4 separate regions of the Homo sapiens genome follow, and all the other regions are linked to region 1. Evidence: chromatin loops called from intact Hi-C (ENCODE). Cell type or tissue: heart right ventricle. All regions are shown on one strand. Links, peaks and the distances in the headings refer to the core of each region. The heading gives the core; the rest is flanking DNA. Region 1 holds the start of LOC105372421 (a long non-coding RNA gene). Region 2 has its middle 37 kb from the start of IGFL4. Region 3 has its middle 31 kb from the start of HIF3A. Region 4 overlaps IGFL2-AS1 (IGFL2 antisense RNA 1).

Region 1 (7,358 bases), core at 1,515-5,514:
AGGAATTGGTAAATACAATACCAAAAAGATTTTAGTATATATTTTTCCCACAATATGATCAGTTTTTAAATGTTTTACTAATCCAAAGAACAAGATCTCATTATTGCTTTATTTGCATTTCCTTGAACATTAGAGAGGTGATTATCTTTTTACATATTTATGGCTATCAGCATCCATCTTCAAACTGTCTGTTCATCTCTTCTGATCATTTTCTTGTTGAGTTGTATATGGGGGATATTAACCCTATGTCTTATCAAATGTGCTGTAAACCCTTTCCTCTAATCTGTTAAAAAAATATCTAGGTTTTTCTTTTATGGTTTCTGTGTTTCCTGTCTTGCCTTAAGAGGGACTTTTCACACTAAGATTGTAAAACTTTTTCTATTTAAAAAAGATTATTTTGTGTTTTACTTTTAGATCTTTATCTCGGCTAAAATGTATACTTGCATGTGGTGTGAGGTAGGGGTCTGATCTTGTTTCCAGATGCCTAGCCGTTTGCCCAGGTTCTGTTTATTATATAGGTAGACCTGGTTTTAAATTTCCATTCTGCCCCTTATTAGCTACATGATCTTGGGAAATTGGATAGCAATTGACACAGTCGACCACTTCCTCCTTCTCAAAATACTTATTTCCCTTAGCTTTTGTGATGTAAGACTGCCTTGATTTTCCTTCTGCTTCTCTGGCTGGTCTTTTTTTCTCTCTCTCTTTTTTTCAGAGCAATTCTTCCCTCCTGGACCCTCAAACCATATATTTTGTGCTGAGTGATCTTATCCACATAATGGCTTCAGCCACAGTCAAAATGCAGAGGATTCCTGTATTTCAATGTCTAGTCTGGAGCTCTCAGTTGAGTTCTGGATCTGTGTATCCACCTGGCCACTTGACGCCTCCACTTGGATGTCCCACAGGCACCTCCAATGCAAAATGACTCATGACCTTCTCCTCCCCATCAGCACTCTCACAGGAGTTCCTGTCTAAGGAAATGGTATCACCATCTTCCCATTACAAAAGCCATACATTTGAGCACCATCCTTGACTAATTCCTGTTCCTTCCTCTGTTGTACCCAGTACCCAAAAGAATGCCCAGCACATGGTAGGTGCTCACTAAATAGCTACTTGATTGAATGGATATGCAACCCACCACCAAGGAATGCCACTGTGATGAATTAGAACTCTTCTATCTAATTCCATTCTCTGCACCCTGGTCCAGACACCACCTCCTTTCACCTGGATTTTGCCCTGCCTCTTCAGTGACCTCCCAGGATGCACTCTGGCCTCTGTGAAGCCAAAGCTCTGCTCAGATCTTTTCTAAAGTCACCCTCAAAAATGAGTCACATTTTTCATTGGCATCTCTTGATTCCTAGAATGAGGCCCAAGCTCCTCCCCATGGCCAACAGCATGGGCTGCCTACAGTATGGGCTGCCCCCATCCCAGCCTCACCTTGCTTACTCCCAAAAGCCTCTTTCTGACTCCTGCAGCCACTGTCCCCTTCTTGCTGCCCTTGAACATGCTTTGACTACCCTGTTCCCTTGGGGACTTCAGACACACCAGGTATAAGTTTTAAATAGAGGAACCTGGAACGAATTCAGGAACTTTGTACCTTAGCTTTAAGACAACAAAACACCAAGCCAGCCTTTTGTAAAAAGACAGGACTATTTACACATCACATTCCTTTTTTTAATTTTTATTTTCTTTTTTCCCTTTCTTTTGCCTGTTCTTTCATTTGAGGCACAGATCCCTTAAAGACACTAAGAATATAAACATTAGCCAGCTGGAGTGAAGCCTTCCATTGTGAGAGTTTTATTTAGTCTGTATCTTTAAAAAAATGTATTTACTTATTTATTTTTTGAGACAGTTTCACTCTGTTGCCCAGGCTGGAGTGCAGTGGCACAATCTTGGCTCACCACAACCTCCGCCTCTTGGGTTCAAGCAATTCTTTTGCCTCAGCTTCCCTAGTAGCTGGGATGACAGGTGCCCACCACCATGCTCAGTTAGTTTTTGTATTTTTTTTTTTTTTTTTTTTAGTAGAGATGGGGGTTTCACTATGTTGGCCAGGCTGGTCTTGAACTCCTGACCTCAGGTGATCTGCCTGCCTCGGCCTCCCAAAATGCTGGGATTAAAGGTGTGAGCCATATTTACTTACTTATTTTTACATACAGGTGTGAGCCATATTTACTTACTTATTTTTACATACAGGTGTGAGCCATATTTACTTATTTTTACATACAGGTGTGAGCCATATTTACTTACTTATTTTTACATACAGGTGTGAGCCATATTTACTTATTTTTACATACAGGTGTGAGCCATATTTACTTACTTATTTTTACATACAATACAAACACTTTAAATAAAGTTGAAGATCATCTCCATGGACCAGGTGGTCAAGCCGAACACCCAGGATCCAGCTGTCAAGTTCAGGGTAGCCCCTGAGCTTCTCACTCTGACTCCAACAGGGTGAGCTTGCTATCCTTGTGGCACAGGGCCTTTTGCATTGTGGATGATGGAGCGGCTCGTATAGTCCATAAGTTTTGTGCGTAGCTGTGTACCCTGTCCCTGTGAGCTGGTTCTGCCCGGCACCTCGGTGACCTCGAGGAAAGAAGCTGAGGTAAGACCTGGCCTGCCTGGCTCCTCGACTTCCTTCCTCAGCCCTCAAATTCTGGCTCCCACCTCACTCTCTAAATTTATTTTTATTTTAAATTTCATTTTAGAGACAGAGTCTTGCTTTGTCACCCAGGCTGGAGGGCAGTGGCACCATCATAGCTCACTGCAGACTCGAACTCCTGGGCTCAAGGGATCCTCCTGCCTCGGCCTCCAAAAATGGTGAGATTATGGACATGAGACACTGCACTGGGCCTATTGTGTATCTTGTTGGCCTAAAATTGAAACATGCCTTGTGAGCGTTTACTGCAACTTCAATGAGTGATTATTATGTTGCCTTTAATCCTGAGAGACTGTATTACTTGTGCACTTTTTTTTTTTTTGGATAGGGGGAAATTAGATTTATTCCCTATATGTTTTAGAAAATTGAAGTTTTAAATATCAGACTCACTAGCTGCCCTGATTTAATCTGTTACAATTAAGTCAGTTAAAAAACTCCTCCTTGGCCGGGCATGGTGGCTCACACCTGTAATCCCAGCACTTTGGAAGGCCAAGGTGGGCAAATCACTTGAGATCAGGAGTTCGAGATCAGCCTGGCCAACATGATGAAACCCTGTCTCCCCTAAAAATACAAAAATTAGCCAGGCGTGGTGGCGGGCGCCTGTAATCCCAGCTACTTGGGAGGCTGAGGCAGGAGAATCGCTTGAGCCCGGGAGGCAGAGGTTGTAGTGAGCTGAGATTGCGCTACTGCACTCCAGCCTGGGCAACAGAGCCAGACCCTGTCTAAAACAAAACAAAACAAAACAACAACAAAACCCCCAGGACTTCCTGTACCCACATTCTAGTGGGGAAGACAGGAAGCAAATTAACAAACATCTAATAACTATTTTTAAAAGCCAGATATACGATATTTCACGTGGATGACCCGATTGGCCTGCTGCGGGTCAGGGAAACAGGCTCCCAGGTCGCATCCTCAGCTTGTTCTTGGCGCTGGAAAAAAGATGCTACGCGGTTCCCTCCTTCAGCCACCAGAGGGCGCGCCCTCCCCGTTTGTCCTCTTTCGCGCACTTTTTCTCCCGCACCTGTCAGTCACAGGGCAGCCCTTTAGCGGAACAGGGATCCTGTTCTGTGATTTTCCTGAGGGCCTGCCTCTCCCAGGGAGTAGCGGGCTCCTACGAACAGTAATAGCAACCATAATGTAGAGACCAAGAGCAGAGTTACTGAGTTTTATGCTGATGTCCAAAGTCACAGGGCATTTCATTTTTCTTCTTTTTTCCTTTCCTTTAAAAAAATGGGCTGGGCATGGTGGCTCACGCCTATAATCCCAGCTCTTTGGAAGGCCGAGGCGGGTGGATCACCCGAGGTCAGGAGTTCGAGACCAGCATGGCCAACATGATGAAACCCTGTCTCTACTAAAAGTACAAAAAATTAGCTGGCTGTGGTGGTGGGCGCCCGTAATCCCAGCTACTCGGGAGGCTGAGGCAGGAGAATCACTTGAACCCGGGAGGTGGAGGTTGCAATGAGCCGAGATTGAACCATTGCACTCCAGCCTGGGCAACAAGAGCAAAACTGTGCCTCAAAAAAAAAAAAAAAAAAAAAAGTGATTGGGTCGTGAGAGTTCTGTTTTCATAAATGAATTAATACATTCATGAATTAATGAGTTAATAGATGAATGGGTTATCATGGTAGTAGGACTGGTGGCTTTATAAGAAGAGGAAGAGAGACTTTAGCTAGCATCCTCAGCCCCCTCGCCATGGGATGCCCCATGCTGCCTCAACACCCTGTAGAGTCCCCACTAGCCAGAAGGCTGTCAACAGAAGGACCCCACAGTTTCAGCCTCAGAACTGTAAGAAACAAATTTTGTTTCTTTATAAATTACCCAGTTTCAGGTATTCTGTTATAAGCAACAAAAAATGGACTAAGACAGGAATATTACTGGGTTAAGAAATAAAAGTAAAAAAGAACTACTATTGATACATGCAATAATCTGGATAAATCTCAAGGGCATTATGCTAAGTGAAAAAAAGTCAATCTCAAAAGATTTCATACTGTACAATTCCAATTATATAACTTTTTTTTTTAGACGGAGTCTTGCTGTGTCACCCAGGCTGGAGTGCAGTGGTACAATCTTGGCTCACTCTCACTGCAACCTCTGCCTCCCAGATTCAAGCAATTCTCCTTGCCTCAGCCTCCCAAGTAGCTGGGATTACAGGAGTGCACTACCACGCCTGGCTAATTTTTGTATTTTTAGTAGAGATGGGGTTTCACCATGTTGGCCAACCTGGTCTTGAACTCCTGACCTCAGGTGATCCACCCGCCTTGGCCTCCCAAAGTGCTGTGATTACACGTATGAGCCACAGCGCCCAGCCTATATAACATTCTTACAATGAGAACACAACAGAGATGGAGAACAGATTGGTATTTGCAAAGGGACAGATACAGTGTGTTTGTGTATGTGCATGTATATGTGTGTGTGCCTGCCACTATAGTGGTAACACAAGGGGATTCCTTTGTGGGTCTCTATCTTGATTGTGGTGGTAGGTATACAAATATTTATATGGATCAGATTGCATAGAAACACACATGCACATGCGTGCACACACACACAGGAATGCATGTGAAACTGGTGAATACTGAATAAGGTCCTCTGTAATCTAGTTAACAGTAATGTACCCATGTCACTTTCCTGGTTTTGATATTATACTATGGTTATGTAAGATGTTCCCACTGTGGGAATACTGGATGAATGTTACGTGGGACTGTATGTACCATGCAATTTCCTGTGAGTCTGTAAGAGTTCAACACAAAAAGTAATTACAAAAGAAGAAAAGAAAAGGTGCTGGTGATGACAAGGTTGTTGGGAAAAGGGCTTGTGCGGTGCCTGCATAAACTGGCCGTAAAAAATATGGGACAATAAGTTGTGGAAAGCCACAGGAGGCCTCTGATGAGGAAAGCCTTCTAATTGCCATCACGTTCCCATGGCCAGAGCGTGACCTGCTCTCTTATTTACAAGCACTGTGCTCAAGGAGAAAGACACTCCTTTGAAGCATTGGAATGTGGCCAGATATGCCGGCTCCTAGTTACGCCCACTCCCCACAGCTGCTCTCCAGTGAGTTAAAGAATAAATCAGTAGTTAAGTTTATGCTGCTTCAGCACAAAGACAATTTACCTAAACCGCCATTGCTATAGATTAGGTGTATGACACACCGCCCCCCTTTCACCATTTCACCCCTGAATATCTGCTTCTCAGATCTAAGTGATTGTACTCAGTAGTGTGGAGACCAGAGTTTGGCACCTTTTGCAGCCTCCAAAAGTGCAGTTGGCCCCCTGGCACCCCACCCTTTATGCACTCTTAACCTGTCTCTTCTCATTCCTTCGTCGCCACCGGACTTTGGGTACCCTACGGGTGGTGTTGAGGCTGGTCCCCAACACAAGGTGACAGCAGCCATCCCACTCCATTAGCAACTGTGGTGATAAGCACTGGTTTAAAATGGGCTGAATTGAAAACTGTTACTCTTGCCTTAGTCCAGGGATTGGCAAACTTTTTCTATAAGCCCCAGGTAGTAAATATTTTAGGCTTTATGGACCACATATAATCTCTGTTGCATATTCGTTTCTCTCTCTGTGTGTCTGTGTGTCTATGTGTGCTTTAAAATGTTTTATAAATGTAAAAACCATTATTAACTCATTGGCTGTTTAAAATAGGCCACATATAGTGTGTGTGTGTGTGTGTGTGTGTGTGTGTGTGTGTGTGCACATAGGTGAGATTTGGTCTGTGGGTTATAGTTTACCAACCCCTGCTTTATACAATATTTCTAAAGGCTGGACATGTTACGTCTTCTGACTCTGGAGTTGTTGACAATGTCTTAGCCACCTGTTCTGCCACTTGGAAGACTATAGACCAGCAGACTAAAGATATCTCTTTATAAGGCTGTGAACTCTGGAAATTCAATCACAGCTGCTAATGGAAACTTCTAAGTCCACTAGCAGCTGTGATTCATTATTCATGTAGATGCTCATAGTAATGATGGCAGCAGTGGCCCGTCTGGAGCTGCCACTGCCATCATGTGGGCTGCAGTGGGGGGCAGGTGGCACAGTTGGGGCTGTACACTCCACTAGACGGTTGGAGCTGGGGACAAGTGGGAGCCCTGCCCCTTCCAAGTTGGTGGGGCAGGAGCTCCCCGGGTGCAGCTGCAGCCACCCAAGTCATGGCTATGGACCCAGGCCTTCCACTCCATGGAGCAGGCAGAAACCCCACCCTCCCAGGTGCAGCTGCGGCTGCCCAAGTTGTGGCCTCCCTGTGCTCTTGGAGGTGCTGGGAGCAGGCAGGAGCCCCACCTTCCTGGGCACAGCTGTAGCTGCCCAAGTCATGGCTGCAGACCTGGGGCTCCCACTGCATGGAGGCCAGAGCCCCACCCCCCCAGGCATAGCTGCAGCCACCCAAGCCATGGCTGCAGACCCAGGCATCTCTGCACTCTTAGGGGCCTGGGAAGGCACTCCCTGCCCTCACAGGCTTAGAAGTGCCTCCTCCTGCTGCCTGGCTTCTCCCTGCTGTCAGCACCCACTGCAATCTTAGAGCAAAGTTGGGGCCGAGCCTAGGCACTGTCACAGCCTGGCTGGGTGTGCACATACCCGGGGCAGTGCTGACACACCAGCCCCCTGCCACAGCCCCCTCCAGACTTTGGGCACCGATGAGCATAGGAGGAAAGCTGAGGGGGTGCTGAGGGCAGCTTGGTACTGGCCTGCAGGTGCCCTTTGGCATA
Region 2 (7,358 bases), core at 1,589-5,588, 49 kb after region 1:
TGAGGGAAAGATGTAGGCTGGGAGGCTGAGACAGTCTAGTCTTTTCACATTTTTCTGTCTGCTTTCTATTCTAGCCAAGCTGGCAGCTGATTAGATGGTGCCCACCCAGATTAACATCGGGTCTGCCTTTCCCAACCCACTGACCCAAATGTTAATCTTCTTTGGCAATACCTTCACAGGCACACCTAGCATCAATACTTTGCATCCTTCAATCCAATCGAGTTGACAGTCAGTATTAACCATTACAGAAGCCAAGCTCCGCATGCAAGTATTCCAAGAAGCTGATGAAAATCATGTCCCTGACATGGAAATCAAGACACTTTCACCACATTCTACTGGTCAAGGAAGTCACAAGGTAAGCCCAGATTGAAGAGGAAGGGATTCAATTCCACCTTTCAATGGGAAGAACAGAAAGAATTTGTGGCTATCTTAAACCTACCACTTAGAGTTTTCAATAGTTTAAAGAATAATTTATTTTTAGAACAGCATTAGATTTACAGAAAAATTAAGAAGCTAGTATAAAAAGCTTCCAAATACCTTGAAACCAGCTTCCCCTATTTTTAGCTTCTTACATTAGTATTTTATTATAATTAATGAAAGGATATTTATACCCCGTTAGTAACTAAAGTCCATAGTTTATCTAGGTTTTCTTCATTTTCACCAGATGTTCTCTTTCTGTTCCAGAATCCTATTCAGGACACATTGCATTTAGTTGTCCTGTCTCTTTAGCCTCCTCTTGACTGTGACAGTTTCTCAGATTTTTCCTTGTTTTTGATGACCTTCACAGTTATGAGCAGTACTGGTAAGGAACTTGCTTATTTTCTGGCACAAGATGCTTCAGATCCTTACCAGGGTCTGAAGGGCACTGGTAAGGTTGTAGAATATCCCTACTGGAATTTGTGTGATTTTTCCCTCTAATGATTAGACTGACATTATTGGTTTTGGGGAGCAAGATAACAGAGGTAAAGTACCATTTCTATCACATCCTATCAAGGAGATACTGTCAACATGATTTATCATTGATGATTATGACACCGATTACCTGGCTGATGTGGTATTTTTCTCCAGCGTAAAGTTACTCTTTTTCTCCCCTTTCCACATTGAACTCTTTGGAGCCAGGTCATTATTTGCAGCCTGCATTTTAAAAAGTGAGGAGTTGGGCTTTCCTTCCTTGATGGTGCTGTATTTATATATATTACTTCGAATTCTTCTGTATTAGAGATTTGTCTCTTCTCCCCACTTATTTATTCAATCATTTATTTATACCAGTAGGAACTCATGAGTATTTATTTTAAACTTTGGGTTTATCTTAGTCCATTCCTGCTGCTATAACAAAATACCTTAGACTGGGTAATTTATAAACAACAAAAATTTATCTCTCACAGTTTCCGGAAGTTTGAAAGTCCAAACTTTCAAACACCTGCAGAGTCAGTGTTTGGTGAGGGCTGCTCTCTGCTTCAAAGATGACATCTTTCACTGTATCTTCACATGGCAGAAAGGGGAAACAAGAACAGACTTCCTCCAGCACTTTTATATGGGCACTAATCCCACTCATGAGGGAGGAGCCTTCGTGACCTAATCATCTCCTATAAACCTACCTCTTAACACTGTTGCATTGAGGATTAAGTTTCAACGTGAATCTTGGAGGGACACAAAAATTCAGACCACAGTAGGGTCATAACCCAATACCACCGAATTCATTTCTTGCTCAAATTGTTCCAGCTTTGGCCACTGGGAGCTCTTCTGTTGGCCCTTGTGCCCCTTTGACATATTGTGATCAATGTGGGGTTATATCATTATTGTAATTGTTATTTTCAGCACTTCCTTATTTTCTGGCACAAGATGTTCCAGATTCATCGTGTATATTTTCTGTTCCAGATCTAGAATGTGCCATTTCTCCAAGGACTGTGCAGTCCTTTTTTACACTTCTTTCCTTTTAAATTTATTCCGTGGTTCTAGTTCTTCCTTGATCCTAAAAGTTTAGGTCAAATTGTATACATTTTCCCGGTTAGTTTTATTTAGTAAATATAAATATATTATTTAGTTTTATTATAAATACATTATTTATAATAAATATAAATACATTATTTATAATAAATATAAATAATAAATATCCTGGTGTTGTCAACTTAAAATGCCCAGAAATATGTAAAAGTGAAAACAAAACTCTTGATTTAAAGATACGTTTCACTCTATCTTTCCTGGCTGCCCGGCACTTCTACCTATGCGTCTTCCCTGTTCACTGACCTAGCTTCTGTTCTTTTGGTGCTGGAAGCACAAAGAGGGTGTGAGATTCCTAACGTTATTGTGATTATCCATGGGCTTTTCAAATATGTAAAGCGGATTACCTCAAAGGCCCCCTTTGGCTTCTTTAGAGACACAAATGCTGAGGATCTCTCACCTGAGCATCCCTCGATGAGGGCTGTTGCGTCTTGATTTCATCTGGGTAGTTACAGGCATCATCCACCACGAAGTTTCCAACCCAGAGTCAGGATGCAGCTGAGCTTGACGGGCGTGGTGCAGACGTCGGTGCAGCGAAAGCTGAGGAGCCGTGGGCGTTCACCCGGGTGCCGGTGTTTCTAAATCGCGGGCTGCGACCTGCATACTCAGGTGCCAGCTGGGAGCAGAGGCGGATTTGCGAGGCCAAAACCTGGGTGTGACTTGGAATCTCAGTCGCGCTATGGGGGTGCACGCTGGCTCAAATCCCCGTGGAAGATGCACCTGTGACCTGCCCAGGCTGCAAAACCAGGTGCGCTGCCATGGGCACGACTCACTGGGCTCCATTTTCACCACAGGGAACTTGGACCGCCTGACATTGAAAAAGACTGAGGTAGCTCGGGGGCAGCCAAAAGAAACCAGAGGCGGGGATCCTAGTATCATTCAGGAAGTGGACCCAGCCGCAAACTCAGGAGCGTTCCAAGTGTCCAGAGCGTCTGGTAGTCGCAATAGCCAGTGATCAGTGACACCCCCAAGAAAGTGATAGCGACAGAAACATGGCGACTACTTACACTGCCGCCCCCGTGCGCCCCTGCGCGAGCTCTGCTGGAGGCGCCCGCGGGAGCGCCTGCGGGAGCGCTCCACTGCGGAATCCGCCGCTCTCTTCTCTGAGCAGTCTCCTACTGCCATCTAGGGAGGAATACGGGGATACCGGCTGGAGTACCCTCTCTATCTTCTTGCCTGCAGGGGTCGCAGGATAGATGTTTCGAGAGCCTATAAAAGTCATACAGTGCTATGGTGGGTGCACGCTAAACGTGCCTTTGACACTGTGATTAAATCACATAACCCATATAAAAAGTAATTGGAAAAGACAACCCCCAGAATGGAGAGAATGTTTAAAAATCGTATTTCTGATAAGAGATTAATATCCAGAATATATAAATAACTCCTGAACTCAACAACGGGAACAAATAACTCATTTAAGAGACAAGAGAAGGATTTGAATAGACATTTCTCTAAATAAAATACATAAATGGCCAATAATTACATGAAAAGATGCGCAACATCATTGATCATTAGGGAAATGCAAATCAAAATAACATGGAGATAGTACTTCACTCCAACTAGCATGGCTATTAACAAAAAAACAGAAATTAACAGGTGTGGGTAAAGATGCGGAGAAATTAACAGGTGTTGTGCATTGCTGGTGGTAATGTAAAATGGTTCAGCTGCTGTGGAAAACAATGGGAGTTTCTCAAAAAGGTAAATATAGAATTAATTAATATACGACCCAGCAATCCCAATAGTAGGTATGTACTCCACACAATTGAAATAGGGACGCAAAAAGATATTTGACATCAATGTTCATATCAGCATTATTTATAGTAGCCGAAAGATGGAAATAACCCAAGGGTCCATCGACAGATGAATGGATAAACAAAATGAGGTATTTTGATACAATGGAGCTGGCTACTAACCACCTGCTCCTGTATTACCTAAAGGCCTTCACTCCCTAACCCATTGGTCTTTTTTGTCCATTATTTTTTGTAGGGGTTATAACAGCATTCAAGTGTGGAGTCAAGGCTCACTTTAAAATGCATCAAACATAGCTATGTATCAATTCACCACAGTCCGTCAAAAGGCCTGTGACGCACTCTCTCTGGGGGTATTTGAGCCGATATCCCAGTAGTCAACACTAGATGGCAGTAGGAGACTGCTCAGAAAATGGAGAGCGGCGCCCACCTTGCAGTGCGCAGGCGTCGTCAGTAGACATCGCGCAGGCGTCGTCAGTAGACATCGCGCAGGCGTCGTCAGTAGACATCGCGCAGGCGTCGTCAGTAGACATCGCGCAGGCGTCGTCAGTAGACATCGCGCAGGCGTCGTCAGTAGACATCGCGCAGGCGTCGTCAGTAGACATCGCGCAGGCGTCGTCAGTAGACATCGCGCAGGCGTCGTCAGTAGACATCGCGCAGGCGTCGTCAGTAGACATCGCGCAGGCGTCGTCAGTAGACATCGCGCAGGCGTCGTCAGTAGACATCGCGCAGGCGTCGTCAGTAGACATCGCGCAGGCGTCGTCAGTAGACATCGCGCAGGCGATGGGTGAGGCGGCTTTGGCCGCCATGTTTTCGTCGCAGTAACTGCCTTGGTGTCAGTAGTCATTGCCAGTTTCGGGCGTTCTGGACAATTGGGATGCTGCAGAGTTCATGGCTGGGGCTGCTCGTTGGGTGGGACAAGAATCCTCTGCAATGGTTTGTTTTGGCTGCCCAGGAGGTGCGTCAAGTCGCTGCCGCTCCCCTCGTGGGCGTCAGGCCTCAAGAGTTCCCCGCCTAGAAAATGGAGCTCAGCGAGTCGTGCGTACCATGGTGCACCTGGTTTTGCAGCCTAAGCGGGTCACTTTAGTGCATCCTCCTCGCGGATTGGAGCCTGTTTGCACCCCTATAGCCCGAATGAGACCCAAGTCACACGGGCTCAGAAGTTCTTTGCCCCTGGCCATGATCCCCCAGCCAGCCACCCGAGTTTCCAGGCCTCAGGCGCTTTGGAAACGCCTGTACGTCGCCTGTACCTGAATGGCAGGTACTCATCTGCTTTAGCTACATCATAGTCTGCACCACTTCTGCCAGCTCGATTGCAGCCTGGATTTGAGTCAGAAACTTTTCATGGTGGATGAGGGTTGTAAATATCCAAAGCGACTCCAGATGAAATTGCCCTCATCAAAGGAAGCTCAGATGACAGATTTCTGCATAGAAGCCAAAAAAGCCTTCCCTCAAGGAAAGAGTCAGTTTCAAGTATTTGCAAACTCAGAACAGTGTCAATTTTAGATCACTACAATGCTGCCCATCAAGGAAGAACCCTATTGCTCCCTGGCGTCTCTCCTTGAGCCCTAAACACAGTAGATTCAGAAACTAAGTCAGCAAATGGAGGAAGATTCTTAACCGTGATAAGTTGGAAAACGTGCGTCAGAGGGCCACATCCCTTCCTCGAGTTCAGGCTACCACCTGACTGCAGGTCAGAGCTGGAAGAGACAGTGAAAATGTAAGTTTAAATAAAGATTGTCGTTTTCACTTTTACATACTTAAAGCCATTTTAAATGAGTCACGGGCAGATATTTATTAAATAAAATGACCAAAAAATTAATGGGATTTGACCTAACTTTTATCCTGGGGCAGGGGAAGAACTAGCACTGCAGAATACATTTAAGCTGCGAGCCGTGGCTCCTGCCTGTAATTCCAGCACTTTGGGAGGCCAAGATGGGAGAATCACTTGAGGCCAGGAGTTTGAGACCATTCTCATCAACATAGCGAGTCAACTTAGGGAGATCCCATCTCTATTTATTTTTTAAAATAAAAAAAAGAATAAATTTAAAAGGAAAGAGGTGTGAAAACGACAGCTACTTAGTAATTAAATTCTGTGAGTCATGGCTTGTTCATGGGAATGATTCTATTTGAATGTTATAATAATTTTGTTTCTAATTTCAGAAAGTATTTTGGTCCTTCTGACCAAGTCTTTGTATCTGTGTAAATCATGAGTTAAAGAAATAACTTTCCAAAAAGAGGTTGAGATCTTCTGATTCAGGACTTAAGCATTGTGAGTGTCAAGGGGGTGTGGTGTCAGTGTTGAGATGTGTGGCCCTGTCCCTGTTGGTGGTCTTGGTTTCAGACTTCTGTCAGGAAAGAGTCAGACAGTGTTGACTAGGAAAAGGAGTTCTGTGGTGTCTGTGGTTTGGTCTGTGGTAATTTTGCTGAGCCAGAAAGGGAATTCCAGCCTTGATGTCCAGGGCTGACTCTCCGGGCAGGCTGCCCATTGGTGAGTGGGAGCAGTGCCTGCTGTGCTTTCAGGACTGTGTCCATCACTTCCTGTCCAGGTGGACACTGTAGCGCAGGCTTCCCATTGATGGACGGGAACCTGATCTCCCTGTGCTTTTACTGCCATGCTCATCACGCACTGGGGATCATCAGCCCACCTTTTAAACCCAGCCCACAATTGGCCAGTTATCTTGTGGGTGATAGTGCAACTGTCTGTGTCGCCAGGCTTCCCACACAACTATCTGCATCTGGTTTGGACTGGCTAAACCAGGCCACACCAAAGGTCAGGGGAGCCTTAGATACATAACGCTTATTTCAGGTGTGAGGGAGCATGTGAAGGCACCCTGATTGCATCTTTAGGAAGTGTTCATTATCGTGATTGCGTTTTTATATGTAACATTTAAAATATTGTCTAACTTATTACTTTAAAATAATTTTAGACTTACAAAGAAGTTGCAAAAACAGTATGGTGAATTTGTCTTTTTCACTCAGCTTCCTCTAATGTTGCATAGCCTTAATAAAATTATTGAAACCAGAAAACTAATACTGACATAATACTATTAACTGATCTGCAGACCTTATTTGAGTTTCATCAGTTGTCCCACTCGTGTCCGCTTTCTGGTCTAGGATGCAATCCAGAATTCAGTGTTGCAATTCGTTATTGTGTTTCCTTACTCTCCTCTATTCTAGGATAGTTCTTCCTTAAGCCTTACCTGTCTGATAAGCCTTGTCTTATCAGACAGATAGTCTTGTCTGTGTATATGCAGCCTAGCCCTCAGCCAGGAATTTGGGGAAGACTCCACAAGGACATGTGGTGCTTACCTCTGCACAGTTCTTCTTTGATACCATACCTCAGAGACTCCAGGCTCACCAGCTGCCCTGAATGCCCTCAGTGCTGCAGAACTGCTGTCCTGTGCTCAGATCCCAGCTATCTGCATTGCACTTGGGAAATTGTTCTTTGACAACTTGTTTATCTAAGGGCTCACCCTGTAAATGTCCATCCCTTGTGGAATTGCAGTCTTGTGCTACCTGTTGTCTGGTACCTAAACACAGTGGCTTCATATACTTTATTCTGTGTGCAGTTTTATAGTTGTTAATGTCAAGAGAGCTAGTCTAGTT
Region 3 (7,358 bases), core at 1,431-5,430, 240 kb after region 1:
ATATATAAAATGTCATATATATGTGTCATATATATATGACATTTTATATATAGGAGCTCAAGACCAGCCTGGGCAACGTGGCAAAACTCCACCTCTACCAAAACATACAAAAATGAACTGGGCACAGTCGCACACACCTGTAGTCCCAACTACTCAGGAGGCTGAGGTAAGAGGATGACTTGAACCCGGGAGGCAGAGTCGAGCTGAGATCGCGCCACTACCTGCCAGCTTGGGTGACAGAGCCAGACTGTGTCTAAAAACAAACAAACACCAGAAGGCAGTGATTTTTGCCCCAAAGTGATTTAACTCTCCCTAGTCATTATACAGAACAAGAAAAATAAGAACATGAATTAGTCTGGGCGCAGTGGCTCACACCTGTAATCCCAACACTTTGGGAGGCCGAGGCGGGTGGATCACTTGAGGTCAGGAGTTCAAGACCAGCCTGGCCAACATGGTGAAACCCCGTCTCCACTAAAAATACAAAAATTAGCCAGGTGTGATCCCAGCTACTCGAGATCTGGGTAGCTACTGAGGCAGGAGAATTGCTTGAATCCGGGATGTGGAGGTTACTGTGAGCTGAGAACACACCACTGCACTCCAGCCTGGGTGACAGAACGAGACTCCATCTCAAAAGCAAACAACAACAACAAAAGAAAAAGAAGAAGAAAGTGAGTTGACCTGTAATGTGAGAAACGGAAGTTGTAATCATATGTGACTCAGATCACAGTCATATCACTTAAAGTGCTGTTATGGTTCAAGTGGCTTTTAAATAATATTGATTTTCACAGTGGTCAGACCACATCCCTACCCTGGTTAACCCCACTTCATGAAGCAGAGCGTTTGGAGGGGGAGGATGGGAGGAGGAGAGCAGGAACCCAAAACCCTCACGTGGCTGCTCTGCTCAACAAACTGGAAACACCGTCAACTTATTTTGATACAAATCCCTATGACCCATTTTTATTCAAGAATTCTGTCACCTTTGGCTGTTTTTCTGAGGTTTCTCCATAGCACCTTATCCTAAAATTTTCTCTTTTTTTTAATTTTAATTTTAAATTTTTTTTTTTTTGAGACAGAGTGTCACTGTCGTCCAGGCTGGAGTGCAGTGGCGTGATCTCAGCTCACTGTAACCCCTTCCTCCCAGGATCCTCGTGCCTTGGCCTCCCGAGTACCTGGGTTTACAAGTGTGCACCACCACACCCAGCTAATTTTTGTATTTTTAGTAGAGGCGGGGTTTCACCATGTTGGCCAGGCTGGTCTTGAGCTCCTGACCTCAAGTGATCCAAACCCCCTCAGCCTCTCAAAGTGATTACAGGTGTGAGCCACCATGCCCGGCCCTGCTCCTGGAATTTTCTTACAGAATCAGAGCAGACACCATTCCTAGAGGTAGGAAACTATCTCTGCAATTGGCTGTTCTGGAAGCCAGAAACAAAGGACCGGCCAGGAACCCATCTCCCCTGACAATTGTGGAGGAGCAAGTTGAGGACTTTCAGGATCCACAATGCCAGGCAGGAGGGAGCAGCTCTGCCACACAGGGCTGGAGACCCCATCCTCGATGCTCAGCTGTCACTGCCTCGTGCTATTAAGTTGCCACATCCTTGATGGTTTAATGCCCAACTCCAGGGCTGCTTGCTCTGCCTGCATTGGTTGATTCTTCTGGAAAAATAAAACTCTATAATATTTTGATCCAGGGAGCCCAAGGACCATCTTCCCAGCTCTCTCGAATTACGACACAATCCTCGTCCTAACTCCACTAGATTGCCCTGGTTAATGGGGTAATTCTGTGAGAAAACACAGGCGCATCAATATTGCAGTGTCCCTTACAGAAGCGCTGAGAGTAACACTATTGCTTTAGTTGGGGTCCTCATAGAACAGGTGATACCTCATAGAATTTTCTAGTGCTTTCCAATACCTCAATTGATATCATTCAGATTCGGCCGGGCGCAGTGGCTCACGTCTGTAATCCTAGCACTTTGGGAGGCCAAGGTGGGTGGATCACCTGAGGTCAGGAGTTCGAGACCAGCCCAGCCAATGCAGTGAAACCCCATCTCTACTAAAAACACGAAATTTAGCCAGGCGTGGTGGTGTACACCTGTAATCCCAGCTACTTGGGAGGCTGAGGCAGGAGAATTGCTTGAACCCAGGAGGTGGAGTTTGCAGTGAGCCGTGATGGCACCACTGCACTCCAGCCTGGGCGACAGAGACAGAGTGAGACTCCATCTCAACATATATGTATACACACACACATATATATCTCAGATCCTCTAGTGCAAAGTCACATATCTGTATGGGAGCTCCAATAAATTGGAATGCAGAGGTTAAAGGTTAATCAGTTAGCTACACCTACTAGGAACTTTCTCTGTTATAAGGGGTGGTGCCCACCAGGGACTGGTCCCATGGCCAGTTCCCACATATAATCTAACCCTGTATGGGATTTTAGAAGGTGGGAAACAAAGCCTGGCACGGTGACTCACGCCTGTAATCCCAGCACTTTGGGAGGCCCATTCGGGCAGTTCACTTGAGGTCAAGAGTTTGAGGCCAGCCTGGCCAACATGGTGAAACCTGGTCTCTACTAAAAAAAAATACAAAAATTAGCTGGACATGGTGGCCGGTGCCTGTAATCCCAGCTACTCAGGAGCCTGAGGCAGGAGAATCTCTTGAACCGGAGGGACAGAGGTTGCAGTGAGCTGAGATTGCATCACTGCACTCCAGCCTGGAGGCCAAGGCAGGAGGATCACTTGAGGCCAGGAGTTTGAAACCGGCCTAGCCAACATAGCAAGTCCCCATCTCAAAACAAAAAGCAAAACACAATATTTTGACCCAGGCAGTGTGAAGGGGGCAGGTGGCATCTTTTTGAAGATGCCAGAAAATTTGGGACCTCCAAACTTGGACAATGTTAGCAGCTGTCTGAGGCCACAAAATTAGGCAAACCACACTGGAGAAAGAAAATCCTTCGGAAACCTGTTCATTTAGGCAACTGTATGAGTTTCAGCTGAATTTTCTAAATGCCTCTAAATTACATCCTCAGCCTGGAGGGACATCAGAGCTGATTTGACTCACTTGTGGGGCCTGCTTCTGAGTTATTAACGTGGTTATGGCTCCCCCATGTGGTGGAGGGGGGCATATTCATTTTTTAAGTTCCTATTTCAGCCCAGCAGGGTGGCTCACACCTGTAATCCCAGACCTTTGGAAGACCCAGCGATCGCTCGAGCCCAGGAGTTTGAGACCAGCCTGGGCAACATGGTGAAAGCCCGTCTCTATTTAAAACAAAACAAAACAATGAAGTTCTTCCTATTTCTCTCCCTGTCCTTGACACGAGGGGATTCCAACTACTTTTTCTGCTAATCGTCCTTGTACATGAGCATATATACTGACAGGATTTTTACCTGTCCCAAATAATATGCCTTTGGTCCCATCCCCAGACAGGCAGGGAATGAACAGGCCATCTGTGACTCTCGGTCTTGCTCTGTCGCCCAGGCTGGAGTGCAGTGGTGTGATCTCAGCTCACTGCAGCCTCAATCTTCTGGGCTCAAATGATCCTCTTGCCTCACCCCCCCAAGTAGCTAGAACTATAGGCCCGCACCCCCGCGCCTGCCTAATTTTTTTCTTTTCTTTTCTTTTTCATAGAGATGGGGGTCTCACTATGTTGTGCAAGCTAGTCTCCAACTCCAGGCTCAAGCAATCCTCCCACCTCAGCCTCTCAAAATGCTGGGATTATAGGCATGAGCCATTGCGCCCAACCTGGATGTTGAGTTTTTTTTTTTTAAGAAACTGCCAAACTGTTTTTCAGAGCAATGTATAAATGATCCAATTTATCTCCACCCTTGCCAGCTTTCAATGGCGTTGCGGTTTTCAAAATTTTTAGCCATTTTAATTTAATTTGCGTTTCCCTAATGGCTAATGATGTTGAACATCTTTTTATCTGCTTACATGTCATCTGTATCTCTTCCTCATTGAGATGTCTCTTCATGTCTTTAAAAAGTTTTTATTTTCATTTGATTTTTTCATAGAGACAAGGTCTCACTATGTTGCCCAGGCTGGTCTCGAACTCCTGGGCTCAAGCAATCCTCCCACCTTGGTTCCACAAACTGCTGAGATGACAGGTATGAGCCACCATGCCAGATCCTCTTCAGGTCTTTTGCCCATTTTTTTAATGGATTTTTTTTTCACTATTGAGTTTTCACAGTTCTTTACATTTTCTAGATAATTGTCCTTTGTCAGGTATGTGCTTTGCAAATATTTTCTCCCAGACTATAGCCCTATCTGTCCTTCTAACTGGGTTTGTTTTTTGTTTTTTGTTTTTTGGGGGGTTTTTTTGAGACGGAGTCTAGCTCTGTTGCCCAGGCTGGACTGCAGTGGCGTGATCTCGACCCACTGCAACCTCCACCTCCAGGGTTCAAGCAATTCTCCTGCCTCAGCCTCCCAAGTAGCTGGAACTACAGGCGTGCACCACCACACCCAGCTAATTTTTGTATTTTTAGTAGAGAAGGGGTTTCACCACGTTGGCGAGGATGGTCTTGATCTCCTGACCTTGTGATCTGCCCACCTCAGCCTCCCAAAGTGCTGGGATTACAGATGTGAGCCACTGCGCCTGGCCTAACTGGGTTTTTCTTAGAGCAAAAGTTTTTCCTTTTCATAACATCCAAACTATCAATTTTTCTTTTTATGGACTGTGCTTCAGATGTCAAATCTAAGAACTGTTTGCCTGGCCCTAGATCCTAAAGATGTTCTTGTATGTTCGTTTCTAAAATTTTTGTAGTTTTATGTCTTACATTTAAATCTGTGATCCATTTTGAGTTAGTTTTTATATAAGGTGTGAGAGAGGAGAGAGGTTGATTTGTTTTGTTTTGTTTTGTTATTCCTATGGATGTCCAATTGCTCGGCACCATTTGTTAATAAGCTCTCTTCCCTCCATTGATTTCCCTTTGCGCTTTTGTCAAAAATCAGCCGGGCCCAGGCAGAGTGGCTCACGCCTGTAATCCCAACACTTTGGGAGGCTGAGATGGGAGGATCACCTGAGGCCAGGAGTTCGAGGCTGCAGTAAGTCATGATCACTCCACTGCCCTCCGGCCTGGGCAATCCTGTCTCAAAAAGAAAAAAAGTTGCACATATTTGTGTGGGTCTATTTCTGAGTTCTCTATTCTGTTCCTATTCTATTATTTTCTCTATTCCTCTGCCAGTAATACCACACAGTCTTGATTACTGCAGCTAGATGTCTTTAAATTGGGTAGACTGACTCTTGTCACTTTATTCTGGGTTATTTATTTATTTATTTATTTATTTGAGACAGGGTCTCGCTCTGTCACCCAGGCTGGAGTGCAGTGGTGTGATCTCGGCTCACAGCAACCTCCGCCTCCCAAGTTCAAGCAATCCTCCCGTGTCAGCCTCCCAAGTAGCTGGGATTACAAGCGTGCATGACCACACTCAGCTAATTTTTGTAGTTTTAGTAGAGATGGGGATTCTCCATGTTGGTCAGGCTGGTCTCAAACTCCTGACCTCAAGTGATCCACCAGCCTCCGCCTCCCAAAGTGCTGGGATTACAGGCATGAGCCATGGCACCCAGCCAATTCTTCTTCTTTCAAATTGTTTTACACTTTCTAGTTGCTTTGCCATTCCATAAAAAAATTTAGGATAATCTAGTCGATATCTAAAAAAGGAATTGTGTTCAACCTGTGTATTTATTTAGGGGGAAATTGACATGTTTACTATGCTAAGCTTTCTAGTCCATGTACATACTATACCTTTTCATTCTTTTAGAGAGTATTTGATTTATTTTATCAGAGGCTTTTACTTTTCAGGATACAAGTCTGGTACTTTTTTTTTGTTTCATTTTGATTTTTTCTTTCCTTTCCTTCTTTCTTTCTTTCTTTCTTTCTTTCTTTCTTTCTTTCTTTCTTTCTTTCTTTCTCTCTCTCTCTCTCTCTTCCTTCCTTCCTTCCTTTCTTTTTCTTCATTTTTTTTTGACAGGGTCTCACTCTGTAACCCAGACTGGAGGGCAGTGGTGCCATCATGGCTCATTACAGCCTTCACCTCCCAAACTCAAGGAATTCTCCCACCTGAGCCTCCTGAGTAGCTGGGACCACAGGTGCATGCCACCACACCTGGCTAAATTTTTTTTTTATAGAGATAGGGTCTCACTATGTTGCCCACGCTTGGTACATATAATATTGGATTTACACCTAAATATTTCATTGTTAAGCAGTTGTATTTGGTATTGATTTTATCTTTAATTTAGCTGTTTATCACTGATCTATACCAATGCAATTGATTTTGTATGTTTATCTTGTCTATCTCAACCATGGTGAGCTTGCTTGTTAGCTGTAGGAGGTTTTGTGGTTTTTCTGTCTTGAGGTTTTGGTTTTATTTTTTGTTTTTTGGTAGATTCCTTGGGATTCTCTATGTAGACAATCATGTCATTGCAAATAAGGACAATTTTATTTCTTCCTTTCCAATCCCTGTGATTTTTAGTCATATGGTAACTCTATGCTTAATTGTTTGAGAAACCACCAGACTGTTTTCCAAAGTGGTAGCTGAAACGTTTCGCATTCCGCAGGCAATGTATGAAGGCTCTAATTTTTTTTTTTTTAATTGAGATGGAGTCTCGCTTTGTCACCCAGGCTGGAGTACAGTGGCACAATCTTGGCTCACTGCAACCTCCACATCCCGGGTTCAAGCAATTCTCCTGCCTCAGCCTCCCAAGTAGCTGGGACTACAGGTGCGTGCCACCACACCCAGCTAATTTTTTTTTTGTATTTTTAGTAGAGACAGGGTTTCACTGTTTAGCCAGGGTGGTCTCGATCTCCTGACCTCATGATCCGCCTGCCTCGGCCTTCCAAAGTGCTGGGATTACAGGCGTGAGCCGCCACGCCCGGCCAGAAGGCTCTAATTTATCTACATCCTCATCACACTTGTTATCATTCTCACTTTTTAATTCTAGCCAGCCTTGTGGGTGTGAAGAGGCATCTCATTGTGGTTTTGATTTGCATTTCCTTGGAGACTAATGATGTCAAGTATATTTTCATTGCATATTGGCTATTTGTATATCTTTCTTGAAGAAATGTCAATTCAGATCCTTTGACCATTTTTAGTTGATTTATCAGTCTTATTATTGAAGTGCAGGAGTTTTTTTCTATATTCTAGGTACAAGTCCTTTAGGAGATACATGATTTGCAAATAGGTTTTCCCATTCTGTGTGTTATTTTCACTTTTTTGACTGTATCCCTTGAAGCACAAGTGTTAATTCTGACGAAATGCAAATTATCTATTTTTTTCTTTTGTTGTTCATGTTTTTGGTATCGTATCTAAGAATACTGTATTTTATTTTTTTGTTTTGTTTTGAGACTAAGTCTCACTCTGTCAAC
Region 4 (7,358 bases), core at 1,834-5,833, 160 kb after region 1:
GGCCCGGCCTCCGTCCCATCTGGTGCTGGGTAGTCTTTATGAGACTCTAGGAAAATTTCCTAATCGTTCTCCAGGTCTCGGGAACCTCCTGTTCCAGCCAGGAAGTCTCGAGGTGAGTGTGTCCTTTGCTTGGCAGGGCCCAGTGATCACAGGAGGCTCGCCCCAAATTTCCCCAAGACTCCCTACTGGGGCCGGGCTGATTGCGTGCCGGCAGCCCTGGGTGAAGAAACTCCGTCCAAGGGGCACCAGGAAACGGCCGTGGATCAGGCCGCAGGCAGGGCACCCCCGCCGACCTGAAGACCCAGATCAGACCTGGTGCCGTCCATGCCACTTGTCGGGCGCCACCTGGCAGTCACTTTTAGAGGGTTTTCTCTGGCGCTCCGGAGAATTTTGGATGGGATATTACCCAGCTGCGGTGTCCACAGAAGCGTTCCAGGACCCTGGCAGCGGTGGCAGGCTCTTATCGGTGTTGACCCCATGCTATTGTGGAATAAATTCCTTGACCTTGTTCCTGCAGGGAAAGAGTGCTATGGCCTGGATATGGTCCCACATGGAGGCTGCTTATCAGATTCACTGTCCACAAGTTTATCAAAGCCCAGCTGATAAAATGAACATCACATCCCGTTTCTCCTAGTCACTTGTCCTCCTTCCCCAGGAAACCTCTATCCAGTTGATAGTCTGGCCTTCCAGAAGATATTACAAGAAGGAAGGCTTTTCAGCACAGCATAGATTTGATGGCTGCAGGGACAGATATGGGGTGTTAATTAGCAAATTAGGCGTCTCTTTTCTACCCTTCCCTAAAGTGTACAATTGAAAAACACTGAAGTCCGCTGCTACGTGTCAGGCATTGTTTAGGGGCACAGGGAGTCCCTGGCTAACAGGAAAGACAAGATGCCTGCTCTCTTAACGAGCCTGCTCTTCAGTGTGAAAGAAAAAAATAACCTAAGTTTATTTAAGCTTTGCTCTCAGATCACACGATTATAAAACAGGAGGAACCTGGTAGATAGTGTAAAGTATTTCACAGTGGGGAGACATTAGAAAGGGGGGTTTCCTAAGGATGAGCACTTGCTTATAGGGAGACCAGACCTGGCTTTTCTTTAGCACTTGAAAGATGTCAGACCTGCTGGTGGTTGGACCCAGTCGATGCTGCTGGTATGTGCTACCTGATCAGAGATGGTGAGCATTAACCCGTTTAAACCTGAGGTTGTGCTGCTGGTGTGTGCTACCTGATCAGAGATGGTGAGCATTAACCCGTTTAAACCTGAGGTTGTGCTGCTGGTGTGTGCTACCTGATCAGAGATGGTGAGCATTTACCCATTTATACCTGAGGTTGTGCTGCTGGTGTGTGCTACCTGATCAGAGACGGTGAGCATTAACCCGTTTAAACCTGAGGTTGTGCTGCTGGTGTGTGCTACCTGATCAGAGACGGTGAGCATTAACCCATTTAAACCTGAGATTGTGCTGCTGGTGTGTGCTACCTGATCAGAGACGGTAAGCATTAACCCGTTTAAACCTGAGGTTGTGCTGCTGGTGTGTGCTACCTGATCAGAGATGGTGAGCATTAACCCGTTTAAACCTGAGGTTGTGCTGCTGGTGTGTGCTACCTGATCAGAGATGGTGAGCATTAACCCGTTTAAACCTGAGGTTGTGCTGCTGGTGTGTGCTACCTGATCAGAGATGGTGAGCATTAACCCGTTTAAGCCTGAGGTTGTGCTGCTGGTGTGTGCTACCTGATCAGAGACGGTGAGCATTAACCCATTTATACCTGAGGTTGTGCTGCTGGTGCTACCTGATCAGAGATGGTGAGCATTAACCCGTTTAAACCTGAGGTTGTGCTGCTGGTGTGTGCTACGTGCTACCTGATCAGAGATGGTGAGCATTAACCCGTTTAAACCTGAGGTTGTGCTGCTGGTGTGTGCTACCTGATCAGAGACGGTGAGCATTAACCCATTTATACCTGAGATCGTGTTGCTGGTGTGTGCTACTTGATCAGAGACGGTGAGCATTAACCCATTTGTATCTGAGGTTACAGTTTTTAAATTTGAAAAATCGGACCTTGGTGATGACCTTGAGCAATAGGATATAAATAATTCCCACATTCTTAGCATTCCAATAATGGAACACTAGGCATAAATGGGGTTAATGCTTTCTTGAATAATTTATGAGAGTCTCCAAAAGTTCCAGTTTCACCCTCCCCCAATACCTATTTCTCCCTATCTTTACCTGTTCCAGATCGGTCCTTGGTCCAGCCCCCAGAAAGGCAGGTAACCCCAGGGCATCTTGTGCATGTCAGGGTTAGTGGGGGGCCCAGTGTGTGTACTGTAGACACCCATTTATTTGTTTTGTGGTGGAGCAGTTCATCATGAATCTTGCTGTTTGCACATGATCAGCTAAGTGAAAGGTCCATCCCCAGCCACCGTGACGCTCATTCCTGTGACCGCCCCCCCCACTCTCCTCTATATTGCCTTTGTGATTATAATTTGTGTGGACCAACTCCCATGCAGGATAATTTTGGACTATCAACATAAAGCAGCACAGCCTTGATAATGGGTGATCAGAAGCTCAGTGTGTTCCTCTCTCTATACTGAGGCTTACAATAGACCTCCTGGGTCTTTGTGAACCCATAGTGTTCCCCGTGGGTTCTGTGTTCCATGACCAATGGTTTTCAGATGCTCAGTGTCCTTCCTGGTTGTTGGGGACCCATACCCAGCTGGCCCCTATGGCCATCTGACAGCACTTCAGATGTATGGCTGGTGGGAGGCACCTCACTCCTTGTTTGTCCTCTGATGCCCACATATTTCCTACCCTTGCCTGACAGCTCATTTGCCTCCCAGCATATGGCCAGAGGCACACCTTTAGCAACTCGGACAGAGCCCCCATTCATCCTGGGGCAGGTGGCCAGCTCTTTGTGGGAGCATGGCAGGCAACTGCGAAGTCTTCCACAGTGGGATAGAGAGTCCTGGGATGTAGGGACCAGCCCTACAGGGTCTGTGGGTTTTTCTCCCCATGTGCGGAGACGAGAGATCATAGAAATAAAGACACAAGACCAAGAGATAAAAGAAAAAACAGCTGGGCCCGGGGAACCACTACCACCAAGACACAGTGACCAGTAGTGGCCCCGAATGCCAGGCTGCGCTGTTATTTATTGGATACAAGACAAGGGGGCAGGGTGAGCAGTGTGAGCCATCTCCAATGATAGGTAAGGTCATGTGGGTCATGTATCCACTGGACAGGCGGCCCTTCCCTGTTTGGCAGCTGAGGTGGAGAGAAAGGAGACAGCTTATGCCTTTATTTTTGCATTTCAGAGACTTTTAGTACTTTCACTAATTCTGCTACTACCTAGAAGGCAGAGCCAGGTGTACAGGATGGAACATGTAAGCGGACCAGGAGCGTGACTGCTCTGAAGCACAGCATCACAGGGAGACAGGCCTCTGGATAACTGCGGGCAGGCCTGACGGATGTCAGGCCCTCCACAAGAGGTGGTGGAGCAGAGTCTTCTCTAACTCCCCCGGGGAAAGGGACACTCCTTTTCCCAGTCTGCTAAGTAGTGGGTGCTTTTCCTGGGCACTGACGCTACCGCTAGACCAAAGTCGGCTAGGTAACGGGCATCTTCCCGGGCACTGGCATTAACGCTAGACTAAGGAGCCCTCTAGTGGCCCTGTCGGGGCATAATAGAAGGCTCACACTCTTGTCTTCTGGTCATTTCTCACTGTGTCCGTTCAGCTCCTATCTCTGTATGGCCTGGTTTCTCTTAAGTTATAATTGTAGAGAGAAGATTATTATTATAATGGAATAAAGAGTAATTGCTACAGACTAATGATTAGTAATATTCATATATAATCATATCTACGATCTATATCTAGTATAACTATTCTTATTTTATATGTTTTCTTTATTATACTGGAACAGCTTGTGCCCTCGGTCTCTTGCCTCGGCACCTGGGTGGCTTGCTGCCCACACTGGGAAATGTGTAAGTAACACGTCCTGGGTTGACAGGGTAGAATCTGAGTAATAAATTTGTGAATGAGCCCTTGGGGCTGAAATCAGGAACTCTGCAGGGACCCCAAAGCCCAGAACCCAATATTAAACACGGTGTTATGTGTCAGTTTGCTGGTGCTGCAGAATCAACGACCTCTACATTCAGTGTCATGGAACAACCACATCATGATTGCTCCTGAGTCCATAGGTCATCTCGTGATTCTGTTGATCTGGGCCAGGCTCAGTTGACCTTGATGGGGGGGTTGCTCACATGTCTGTGCTCAGCAGGTAGATAGACTGGATTCTGGTTCATCTACAAAGAACTCATTCACCTGTCCTCAGTTGTCTGGAAATAGGCTTTTCTGGGATGTCCTCAGCTGGGACATCAGGGCTCTGTCTCCTCCATGTGGTCTCTCACCCTCCAACAGGCTGGCCAGAGGGTGTTCACATTGCTTTAATTTCCTGAGAAAGTGGAAGTACCAGAGTCCTTGAGCAAAGTCTTAACTCAAAACTGGCACATGATCGATCACTCCACAGTGTCCTATAGACCACAAATTCCACAGGGTGCAGACAGTCAAGGGAATGGGGACATGGATACCAAATCTTAATAGACGTAAAGTCATATTTTGCAAGTGTGTGAATGAGGAAGGAGAGATAATCAGGACTGTATCTGCAGCCTACCACAGACCCTCCCAGCCCTCTTTGCCAAGGCTGAGGATATTTATCACGCCCCCTGGTAATCCCCCAACCCTCTCCTGTGGGGCAAAGAGCCTTGCATCATTCCTTCCCCCATGGGGGGTGGGGGTTGACTTTGAAGAGACCAAAAATGCATGTGGCTTTAGGGTATTCTGCAAAATCACGGACCTGGATCTTTTTACCATCAAAAAGAAAAATTCAGAAAAGACAATCCCTGAGACTCTGGCCCTCGCCCTCAGAAGAAGGGTTGACTATTCGGGAGTCCCGCTGAGTCATCTGTGGTGCTAGGAACACCAGGAATGATTGAGCCTCCAGTCCAAGCTCCATCTCCCCTCAGGCCCCTCAGTATGCACCATCCCCACAATGCCAGCATTTCTCAATGGACTGGACCTCAAAGTGGGGGAGAAGCAGGTATGTTTTTCTGAGGCATGTCAAGAAAGACTTCATTCTAGATATGTTAGAGATATCTCACCTTCCTTTCTAAATTTAACAAAAAAGTTATTAAATATAGAATTAATAAAGGAAAAATCATACTTCTAGTATAATTTCAAGAGCCCACAGAAAACAGATACTACAAAACTCAGCCCAGAAAGGGAAGACGCAGGGCCATAATGGGAGGGAGAGGAGAAAAGAGACTGATTTGGGGTTGGGAGGCCGATGTAGACTCCAGGGTATGCCTCACTGGAAGGAATGCTATTCCTCACTGAATTTTCCCTCCCAGGGCGGGGTGAGGGTCAGATTCAAGTTTGGCCTCAACCTGAGCTGGGCTAAAGAGAAGATCAGGAAGTGAGGATGAGGATGAAGGAAGGTGGACAGGACTAGGTGGTGGTGGGAACAAGTAAACGTTGCCAGAGTGGATAGGTGCATCCTGGGAAAGAAAGCTCTGAGCTCTGAGGTGTGTCTTTATGTCATACTTTGGATTGAGTTCTCAATCTCACCACCTGCAAGGAACAGGGAGGGCAAGAGACATGAGGGCCCTTTTCTCTCTCCTTTTTTTCTCCAAAAGAAAGCATGTTTTTGGAGAGCCGCAGGTCATCACAGACTCAGGGGCCTTGTGAAATTATGCTGGGAAGCAGAAATGAGCAAACCGGCTTCTCATGTTTGTTACTTTGTCTCACAGTGACCACCATAATTTCATTAAATATTAGCTCTCTTCTCCCCCCATCATTTGATTACTCTTTTTGTAAAATATGGGATTTTTACATAGTTTGACTAAAAGTATCTGATTTTCTTTTGTAATCTTATTTACTATTTTATTTGTAATCATTGAATTTTTGATTCATACTTTTCTTCTTGGCATAGCTTGTTTTCCATTATTTTATACATGTGAGAGGTGTTCTTTTAAAACTTCATCAGCACAGCAATAAAGTGAAAACCAAAGCTCCTTTTCCACTCTAAGCCCTTGTCTTTCTCCTTGGAGTGATTCACTGTCCTCTCTGGTGAGAACTCAGGGTTCCAAACGTGCCTAGAAGAGCACACCCACAGGGACACAACAGTGGGCAGCAGGGGCTGGGGTGCAGGTGCCCTGTGGCTAGCGCTCCCAGGTCAAACCCTGACCTTGCCCCACTGACTGTGACTGTGGGTGAGTTATGAAGCCACTCTGTGTTTCAGTTTCCTCATTTGTAAAATGATGATGAAACCCAGACAAGATGAATCAATAATTGTAAAGAGTTATGAAGAATGCTCGATGCTCAAATTACATTAAACATTGTGGAATTGCTTTTCTGAAAATATTTTGTTTGTTATAACTTTACATAAATGCCTCATTCTTTTGCTTTTTTTTTTTTTTGAAATGGAGTCTCGCTCTGTCACCCAGGCTGGAGTGCAGTGGCATGATCTCAGCTCACTGCAACCTCCACCTCCTGGGTTCAAGCAATTCTCCTGCCTCAGCCTCCCAAGTAGCTGGGACTACAGGTGCCCACCACCATGCCGGGCTAACTTTTGTATTTTTAGTAGAGACAGGGGTTTCACCATGTTGACCAGGCTAGTCTCGAACTCCTGATCTTGTGATCCACCCACCTCGGCCTCCCAAAGTTCTGGGATTACAGGTGTGAGCCACTGCACCCGGTCTCTTTTGCTTTTTAAATAGAATTATTTGAAGTATTTTTGAAGAACAAAGCATGGAGTCATCCCAGCCTTTCTAGTGGCTGAGTATTATTGTGGTATAGTAATTCCCTCTTATCTCCACTTTCACTTTGGCGTAGGTTTCAGTTACCCATGATCAACTGTGATCTGAAAATATTAAATGAAAATATCAGAGGCCAGGCATGGTGGCTCATGCCTGTAATCCCAGTACTTTGGGAGGCCAAGGTGGGTGGATCACTTGAGGTCAGGAGTTCGAGACCAGCCTGGAAAACATGGTGAAATCCTATCTCTACTAAAAAATTACAAAAATTAGCCGGGTGCTGTGGCATGTGTCTGTGATCCCAGCTACTTGGGAGGCTGAGGCAGGAGAATCACTTGAACCCGAGAGGTGGAAGTTGCAGTGAGCCAAGATCGTGTCACTGCACTCCAGCCTGGGGGACAGAGCAAGACTCTGTCTCAAAAGAACAAAAACAAAACACAAAACAAAGAAAAAACAGTTCATAAATTTTAAAGTTGCGTGTCACACTGATTGTGAAATGCCGTGTCGTCCCGCTCTGTCCTGCCCCGCTGGTGAGTCATCCTTCGTGCAGCATATTGAC

Evidence for each region. Hi-C counts contacts between places; a loop is a spot of excess contacts. Peaks named below come from ENCODE experiments on the same cell type or tissue, not always from the same donor. Only the 100,000 strongest peaks of a DNase experiment are listed, where the experiment ranks them.
Region 2: a loop joins it to region 1, with 4 times the contacts of the local background. A loop is called at or near these places in 39 of 110 quality-filtered maps.
Region 3: it touches region 1 in a loop (5-fold over the local background); 95 of 110 quality-filtered maps call a loop at or near these places.
Region 4: it touches region 1 in a loop (4-fold over the local background); 45 of 110 quality-filtered maps call a loop at or near these places.

What each region holds. Positions count from the first base shown.
Region 1 is chr19:46,025,442-46,032,799 of GRCh38, forward strand. LOC105372421 (a long non-coding RNA gene) reads left to right here and starts at 2,370. Exons shown (of 3, transcript NR_187871.1): 1 at 2,370-2,602; 2 at 2,706-2,817; 3 at 3,492-4,473. RefSeq lists an enhancer at 7,132-7,358. In heart right ventricle, for the core only: CTCF peaks have their summits at 3,625 (motif pointing right) and 3,829; a DNase peak (open chromatin) is centred at 3,630; H3K27me3 peaks cover 1,751 bases.
Region 2 is chr19:46,074,619-46,081,976 of GRCh38, forward strand. It overlaps a transcript of IGFL4 not described here and a transcript of IGFL2 not described here. Among named protein-coding and RNA genes, the nearest start is that of IGFL4, 37 kb to the left of the region's middle. In heart right ventricle, for the core only: CTCF peaks have their summits at 3,148 (motif pointing right) and 4,118 (motif pointing right); no DNase peak of the experiment used is centred there; H3K4me3 peaks cover 570 bases; H3K27me3 peaks cover 3,831 bases.
Region 3 is chr19:46,262,331-46,269,688 of GRCh38, forward strand. No RefSeq gene overlaps it. Among named protein-coding and RNA genes, the nearest start is that of HIF3A, 31 kb to the right of the region's middle. RefSeq lists enhancers at 148-1,347, 2,982-3,276. In heart right ventricle, for the core only: a CTCF peak has its summit at 3,107 (motif pointing left); a DNase peak (open chromatin) is centred at 3,111; H3K27me3 peaks cover 1,919 bases.
Region 4 is chr19:46,185,975-46,193,332 of GRCh38, forward strand. IGFL2-AS1 (IGFL2 antisense RNA 1) reads right to left here. Exons shown (of 3, transcript NR_135234.1): 3 at 3,055-4,440. It also overlaps a transcript of IGFL2 not described here. Among named protein-coding and RNA genes, the nearest start is that of IGFL2-AS1, 13 kb to the right of the region's middle. RefSeq lists an enhancer at 4,058-4,352. In heart right ventricle, for the core only: a CTCF peak has its summit at 3,661 (motif pointing left); a DNase peak (open chromatin) is centred at 3,627; H3K27me3 peaks cover 3,814 bases.